2 separate regions of the Homo sapiens genome follow, and region 1 is linked to region 2. The links are chromatin contacts, found by Hi-C or POLR2A ChIA-PET in ENCODE. All regions are on one chromosome and are shown on one strand. Each heading gives the region's core, a stretch centred on a gene start or an enhancer-like site at or near the end of the contact. The rest is flanking DNA. Distances are from core to core; before and after follow the strand shown.

Region 1 (4,043 bases), core at 618-3,117, 290 kb before region 2:
CAGCTTGCACCTTACTGTCCATATTGCTATCAGCATTTTGGGCAAAGCCATTCAACACGTCTCTAGGAAGTTCCAAACTTTTCCACTTTTCCTTGTCTTCTTCTGAGCCCTTCAAACTGTTCCAATCTCTGCCTGTTACCCGGTTCCAAAGTCACTTCCACATTTTCAGGTATCTTTTCAGCAATACCCCACTCCTGGTATTTCTTACCCACTGGGAAGAAAAAGAGGTTTAGTTAGACTTACAGTTTCACATGGCTGGGGAGGCCTCAGAATCATGGCAGGAGGCAAAAGGCACTTCTTACATGGCAAGAAAAAATGAGGAAAAAGTGGCTGGGCATGGTGGCTCACGCCTGTAATCCCAACACTTTGGGAGGCCAAGACGAGTAGATCATGAGGTCAGGAGTTCAAGACCAGCCTGGCCAACATGGTGAAATTGTCTCTACTAAAAATACAAAAATTAGCCAGATGTGATGGCGGGTGCTTGTAATCCTAGTTACTCAGGAGGCTGAGGCAGGAGAATTGCTTGAACCTGGGAGGCGGAGGTTGCAGTGAGCCAAGATTGAGCGACTGCACTCCAGCCTGGGTGACAAAGCAAGACTCTGTCTAAAAAAAAAAAAAAAAAAAAAGAGGAAGAAGCAAAAGCAGAAACCTCTGATAAGCCCATCAGATCTCGTGAGACTTATTCACTATCATGAGAATAGCACAGGAAAGACCAACCCCCATGATTTAATTGCCTCTCCCTGGGTCCCTCCCACAACACGTGGGAATTCTGGGAGATACAATTCAATTTGAGATTTGGGTGGGGACACAGCCAAACCATATCACTTATTCAGAAATACAATGAGCATGTAATTTTTTTTTTTTTTTGTATTGGCCCAATCTAGTTTTGAATCAAGATTACATTAGCTTCATAAAAAAGGCTGGACAATTTTCTCTTTTTCACTTGCTGCAACAATTTGTGAGATAAAAAAATCTGTCTCTTGAAGACAGGTAGAGCATATTTGTAAAGCTATCTGGGCTTTAGGGAGAGGAGCTATGATTAGCGTTTCAATTTCTTTAATGCTTGTTAGTCTATTCAAGTATACTATATCTTGGCATTTAGTATTTCCCCACAAAGTTGTCTATAATATCTAAAGTTTCACATTATTTGGATACAGTTGTTCATAATACTCTAAAAACTTTTTTTTTTTTTAGAAAATTTCGAATACATTCAAAAGTGGATTGATAAACCTCTGGTGCTTCAGCAGTTATCAATTCATGGCCAATGTTGTTTCATCTAGAGCCCCGCCCACATCCCCTCACAATTCTTTGAAGTAAATCTCTGACATTGTATAATGACACCTGCAAATGCTCCGGTAAAAATCTTCAAAAGACAAAGACTCTTTTTCAACCTGTTCACAGTGTCATTACCTCCTCCCCAGATAATAATTTATCAACATCAAGAAACTCCCCATTAGTGTTTAAACTTCCAATTTTCTCACAAATGTCTTTTTTTTTTTTTTTGGCGGGGGAGATAACTTTGTCATTTGAATCAGAATCCAAAGTTTACACATTGCACTTGGCAGACCTGCCTTTTAATTTCTCATAACCTCTGTTTCTTTTCAGCTTTCTGTTTTCCTCCCAGAGTTTCCTATGATTGCATCTCTAGTTTGACACGTTCCCTTGTCCTCTGTATTCCTGTAAATTGGTAGTTAAATCTCAATCTGATACAGAAGGGCTGGGCTCCCAGCTAAACCCCACCCCTAAGCCAGGAACCACCGCCCTAAGTGAAAACAGGTGATCCTGGTTTTCCAAGCAAATGTTGCCTTTTTGGCCTGCCCCGCCCCTATCCTGTGCCCATAAAAGACTTCAGCTGGCAGCGCAATAGAAGCGGCTGAGCGGCGAGGATACACGCAGCTGAGTGTCAGAGACAATGGATAGATGCGGCTAACTTCAGACGGTGCGGCTTCAGAGAGGGACCTGGCCGGAGACTGCCGGGCTTCAGAGAAAGCTCACGTTCCCATCTGCTTTCCAGCCTCCCTTTCCGCTGAGAGCCACCCACCGCTCAATGAAGTCTTCCGCATTCATCACCTTTCAAACGGTTCGTGTGAGCTGATTCTTCCTGGACGCCAAACGAGAACTCAGGTGCCAAGAGGGCAGGGGCTACCACCCTGACTCTCCACTGAGCTGGTTGGCACTTGGCCGTACCTGGACGGCAGAGCTGAAAGAGCGCTGGTTGAAACATGCATGGACACTGCTGTGTAGCATGCATAGAGCCTGCTCCCTCCAGAGAGGAGCGACCGGCGGGTTCTGGGGTTCGTTTGCTTGGGTTCCTGCACCCGCTTGCTCTTACGCTCCCCCATGCGAGGAGTGGCCAGTGACGGGCTGAGTGAAACGAGCCACTCCAGTTCCTGCCCATGAAGGGGGTCAAAGGAACTATCCCATCTCAAATCCATGATCAGGTTTAGGTTTGATATTTTGACAACGTTACTTCAGAAGGGTTACTGCAATTACATTATTCTTTCATCTTTGTTGTGCCTGTAATTGTTTTTCCCCCTTTTTCATTGTAGGTTTTATCTATTGCAATTTCATTTTCTCACTCTTTTTCTTTTTTTCTTTTTTCTTTTTTTTTTTTTTGAGACGGAGTCTCACTCTATTGCTCCAGGCTGGAGTGCAATAGTGTGATCTCGGCTCACTGCAACCTCCGCCTCCCAGGTTCAAGCGATTCTCCTGGCTCAGCCTCCTGAGTAGCTGGGATTACAGGTGCGCACAACCACGCCCAGCTAATTTTTGTATTTTTAGTAGAAATGGGGTTTCACCATATTGGCCAGGCTGGTCTTGAACTCCCGACCTTGTGATCCGCCCGCCTCAGCCTCCCAAAGTGCTGGGATTACAGGCGTGAGCCACCGTTCCTGGCCTTTCTCACTCTTTTTCTCGATCAGTCTTGCCAGAATTTTATTTCACTAATCTTTTCAAATAATTAGCTTTTGATTTGGTCATTTCTTTCTGTTTTTTCCTTCTCCATTTTATTGATTTTTGCCTTTCTTTACTTATTTTTCCTTCTTGTTTCTTGGCTCTGTTGATCTTATTCCAACTTCTTGAATTTACAGTTTTACTTGTGTTTGAAGTTATAATTTCTATCTACTGCTGTAAGTCCTACACATTTTGATACATTGCCATTTCATTGATACTCTAAGCAACTAGCAATTTGCTATACTTTTTTTTTTTTTTTACCTTTTAAAATATATTATTTAGTTTCCAGTAATATGTTTGTATAAACTATCCCTCTGTTATTCATTTCTAATTTTTTGGCATTCTGGTCTGAGAACATGATCTGTATGACATTGATTCTTTGGAATTTATCAAGTAATCCTTTGAGGCCTGGTATACGGACAATGTCATAACCCTTATATATGTGCTTGAAAACTGTTTTCTCTAGTGTTGAGCATAGAATTAGAAGGGAGGGGGAGAGGCAAGCACAGAGGCAGATATATTCCACAGCATTCACAGAAGTTATTTCTGGGATGGGAAAATTACAGGTGATCTTTATTTTCTTCTTGGACAGCAGTAGTCTTTACTTGCCTGTGATTCCAAACATGTTTGAAAACAATGTCAGAGATCTCATAGGCCTCCCACTGCCCTGGGTGGGTAAGAGCACTGGTGTGGACAAGAGGGAACATTTGCCATTGCCCATCATCTGGGTTGTTCACCTGACCTTCTGGGCCTGCCATCCTGTTCTATGAAATGAGGATATTTGGCTGGGTGCAGTGGCTCACACCTGTAATCCCAGCACTTTGGGAGGCTGAGGTGGGTGGGTCACCTGAGGCCAGGAGTTCTAGACCAGCCTGGCCAATATGGTGAAACCCTGTCTCTAATAAAAATACAAAAAATTGCTGGGCATGGTGGCATGCGTCTGTAGTCCCAGCTACTCGGGAGGCTGAGGCAGGAGAATTGGTTAAACCCAGGAGATGGAGGTTGTGGTGGGCTGAGATCGTGCCACTGCACTCCAGCCTGGGTGACTGAGTGAGACTCCATCTCAAAAAAATAAATAAATAAATAAATAA
Region 2 (4,146 bases), core at 1,352-3,851:
TCACTACCCTGATATTCACTTATATATCATGCTATCGACTTTTTTAAGTTTAAGGAAGCTGTTATGAGATTAAAGGAGCATGTCAATGCAGAAAGATTTACAGGTGTACCTCACTTTCAGCAAACTGAATATCTGAAAACCAGTGTAGTACAAAAGATAAATTTGCAAAATAATTCATTTCACTCCCACTTTGAGTAATTGGTTTACCATCTACATTTAAAATACAAACTGATTTTCCACAATTTGTTTTACATAAAACATAGTAAGCACATAGGAGCTGCATATAGAGAGATGTACAGGGAACTAACAAATCAGTATTTGGACACCACTGCAAAGGATGGAAATGAAGATTTCCCTGATTTTAAAAGTGTTCATTGACTACAGGAGCTAAAAAAGACTTCTAATAATTTGCAAGTTATAAACAATCTTTATGCAAAGAGGGTTAGTAGTTTGGAATTTTTTTTGAAGTTTTCTCCTAGCTCCTTCTTTGGGTTTCTCACATTCAGTTATCTCAGGAAGGACATCAAAAGACTCCATTTTAAAATCACAGTGGTAGGTGTTTTAAGCATACTTTCACATCCCAGGTAAACATTTAACACCTGTGCACACATAGACATACACATTGGAGACCTAAGATACTCACAAAGGAGACAATACCAACAGAGCTGTGCTCCAATAATCAATTTTCCATCATGCTACCTGAAGAGCCATTCATTCCAGAATACCATCCCCAGTGTTTGAAATGCCAACCTTTTCACTTTCAGTCAGCTTTGGGAACCCTAACCTGTTGGTTGCCGGAACAGAAGAGCTCTCAAATGCCTTTGCCAAGCATGTTTCTCTGTGGATAGAGACAGGCTAAATACATACATTTTACATTGCAGGAGAAATTTAGAACACCTCTTGGGTAAGCTTCCTGGATCCCTATCCGTGGAGTTTCTTAAGGATAGCATAACTGTCTCTCATTCCTGAATGAGAATTCCTAGCATTACAGAGTAAACTGCATTAGAATTCTGAGTATCTTATGATACTGATGAAATGCTCTTTCACATCCAAAACAAACAAACAAACAAACACAAACCAACGAACCAACCAACCAAACAACAACAACAACTACAACAACAAACTGGAGAGTTGCAGTGGGAGCAGAAAGTCCCAGAATCCTCTAGGTGTACTTAAAACAGGAAGGCAACAAGAGGCTGTCTGACAGAAAAACAGGCCTGGAGGAATTTACAAAGCCCCTTCCAGGGTCTAGTCCTTTGACCAAACCCTAGGTATTGTTTGCAGCCTGCAAGGGTAAAGGGGAGAAGGAATATATGGAAAGGAGCAAAGCAGAAGTTGAAAGTGTCAGGAAGATGAGTGGAGAAGAGATGAAGAAAGGGGAGTTAAATGAAGAAAAGGGGGATGTGTGTTGAAAGGAAGAGAGAGAGTGATGGGTAAAAAAGAGGAAAAAAAGTTGAAATACATAAGATGAAGTTCCCCATCAACAAATGACTCAGTTGATCAGTAAAAAAACCCTCAGAGTGGCCAATCTTCCACTTGACCCATACCCCACCCAGTTCCAAACCTCACAGCAATGCCGTGGTCCTCTATGAGCACTTTCTCGCCTTTTCACAAAGGCTAATCTCACCTATCAAAGGCCACAGCCGTCATGGAGTAGATACTGGCGAAGACAGCGGCGATGGGAAAGAAGTTGTGGAACTTGCAGTAGAACAGGCCGTAGTACCATTCGTTGTGGACAGCATAGGTGAAGTTCACCACTGTATTGAATGCAGCCATGGAGGCCTCCGCGAAGGCCAGGTTCACCAGAAAATAGTTCGTCACTGTCCTCATTCTTTTGTGGGCTAAGATGATCCACATCACTACCACGTTGCCCACCACAGAGGTCACCACAATGACCGTGTAGGCAGCTGCCCAAAGGACAATTTGCCAGGCTGGTTGCACGAACTGATTGGGTTCCGAGGTGTTAGTGGAGATGTTTGGGGAGAGGTCTGAGTCCACCGGGAGGACGTTATCCATTTCGAAGCTAGGCGGTAAAGCCCTACTATCTGTACACAACCCCCCTCTGCAGCAGAGTCCTGTGGCTGGCGCCTGGGGCTCAGGGTCCTTCTAAAGCCAGACAGGAGGGTGGAAGGCTTTTTCTGGGCAGCACTCTTTTTGAAAGCTGAACTGGCGCTCAGAATATAAACGCTTCTGGATGCACTGCCCGCCTGCCCGCGGTGGCTCTGAATTCCTCCACTTTCAAGCTTCAGGAGACGTTTGAGTTCAGAAGTCTGGAGACAGCATCTCTCTTGCGGTAAACTGAAAAAGGGAAAGAAATTCCACCGGTCACAGTTCTAGGAAGCAAGAGATCCCCCGCATTTATGCACCTGCTGCTGCCTGCAACTCCTATTTCTCCTTCCTCCGCAGGGAAAGGCAAAGCCCTGTGCTGCGTGAGGACTTAGGAGCGAAGTGGGGGCCCATTGCAGCGCGACCTGTAAAAGTTCTGAGCCTATGGCCAGGATTCTGGAGCTTCGTATCCAGCTGGAGATTTTTCCTTCTCTTTTGCTGCCGCTGCCGCCGCCTGCAGTTTCGCGGGCACCTCTCGGTTCGGGTTGCTCAGCTCGCGAGTTAGCTGCGCACGAGGCTTTTATAACCCCCTGCAGAGACGTCACTGGGAAGGGGCAGTACCTGGGCTGCGTACTCGCCAGTCCCGGTGCGCAGCGCGGCAGCTGCGCCAGCTGTTGACAACTGTCTCATTCCACCGCCGCAGCTACCACGCCTTTTGCTGCTTGCTACTTGCCGTGGGAGTCTGCGAGCCGGGAGCCCCACGCACTCCGCGAGGGGGCAGTAGGTGGCTTGGAAGTAACTGACACAGATGCGGTCCGCAGCTGGAATCGTCGTTGCACGAGGGGTGCTGGGAGGAAGGAAGGATTTGGGAAACAGCTGGAGTGGAGGACAATCAACTTCCAGGGAATGAAGCCCAGAGCCCTGAGACAGCTCTGCAGAGGCGGCTTGCCTGTGGCAATGGGAAACGGTCATGTGTGGGGGCGATGTGCCAGCGCCGCGCTCCGGGCCGCGCTCCAGCTACCGAGAAGCCAGAGGCGACGACTCCCTGGTCCAGGTGTCCCGAAAACAACTTTCCTGAGGCTGTGTTTAGGAAACACCCCCACAAAATATCTAGCTCAGTTACCTGGCTAGCTGATTCACCTGGGAAGTGACAGTCTCTAAGCTTTGAGGACACTTTCCTCAGCCACCCTGGTGACTTGGCCCCTCGTTCCAGGAGAAGCTCCATTTGAGCCCTCCACCTGACCCCTCTGGATGAGCCTCTGCTCAATCACTGGGGACAGGGCTGAGCTCCCTGCGAATCTTGGTGAGCGCAGGAGCCACACTCATAGGCAGCTTGTCGCTCAGACGCGCGGCTCTGGGCTCTCCGCCAGCAATCACTGCGGCGCTGCGTTTGCCTCCCGGGGACCTGGCAGCCTCCGCCTCCGCGCCTGCCAAGCCTGCAGGCCAGAGCCGGGCTCGGGGTGGCATCGGTGGTCCTTCTCCCTGTTCCCCTTCCAGGTTTGCATAGGGGCTGGAGGACAGGTCAGCCAGCCTTCTCTGCCCGCCTCCATCCTGCCCTGCCGTCTTCTGACTTTGAGGCCTCGTATCCCAGTCCAAGACCATTTCAAACGGTAGAACTGGTGCCAGACACTTGGAGGAGGCAGGGCAAAGACTCGCCAGTCCGTATAAACCCTTTTGGAGAAGCCAAGATGGGATGAGCTCCGCAGCACGTTCCCGCCAGACTGCTGCAGGCAGAGTTCCGCGGAAAACTGAACCCCGGGAGTCCTCAGGGGCCCATCTACCCCGGTGCACCGCCCCCTCCTTTCACTGCGGGGACTCGGAGCTGTGGGACTGGAGCGCGCACCGGCAGACTTGCGCGCAGGTTGGAGTTGGCGCACACCCGCGCCAGCCGGGGAGCGGCGTTTACGCACTGGTACCGCGAGCGCTCAAAGCATCTCTCGGGAAGTGCTTTAAGGCTGGGAAATTTACTATACACTTATGCCGGGCAAAAATTGGATCCCACGCCGGGGAGGAGAATCTGCTGTTTCACTCTGTATTTTTTCGGAGCCTGGGATTTTAGCGTATATAGGAACCGCACATTGCTTTGCCAGGTTCTCCTAG

The links. A loop is a pair of places that touch in the nucleus more often than their neighbours do. ChIA-PET counts read pairs that join two places held with the same protein, here RNA polymerase II (POLR2A). Pooled maps may share reads with other maps.
Region 1: a loop to region 2 is called in a pooled map, with 3 times the contacts of the local background. The contact joins the promoter of LINC01291 here to the promoter of TACR1 in region 2. A Hi-C loop is called at or near these places in 6 of 168 maps with a recorded cell type or tissue (A673, B cell, Caco-2 and 3 more), 7 of 37 single-sample maps with no recorded cell type and 18 of 50 pooled maps. POLR2A ChIA-PET finds 5 or more read pairs at or near these places in 2 of 52 experiments (BJ and Panc1).

What each region holds. Positions count from the first base shown.
Region 1 is chr2:74,907,094-74,911,136 of GRCh38, forward strand. It overlaps LINC01291 (long intergenic non-protein coding RNA 1291), which reads left to right and starts at 1,868. Exons shown (of 5, transcript NR_189601.1): 1 at 1,868-2,080.
Region 2 is chr2:75,196,919-75,201,064 of GRCh38, forward strand. It overlaps TACR1 (tachykinin receptor 1), which reads right to left and starts at 2,602. Exons shown (of 5, transcript NM_001058.4): 1 at 1,628-2,602. The coding sequence starts at 2,016. All of the region lies in intron 2 of TACR1-AS1 (TACR1 antisense RNA 1), which reads left to right.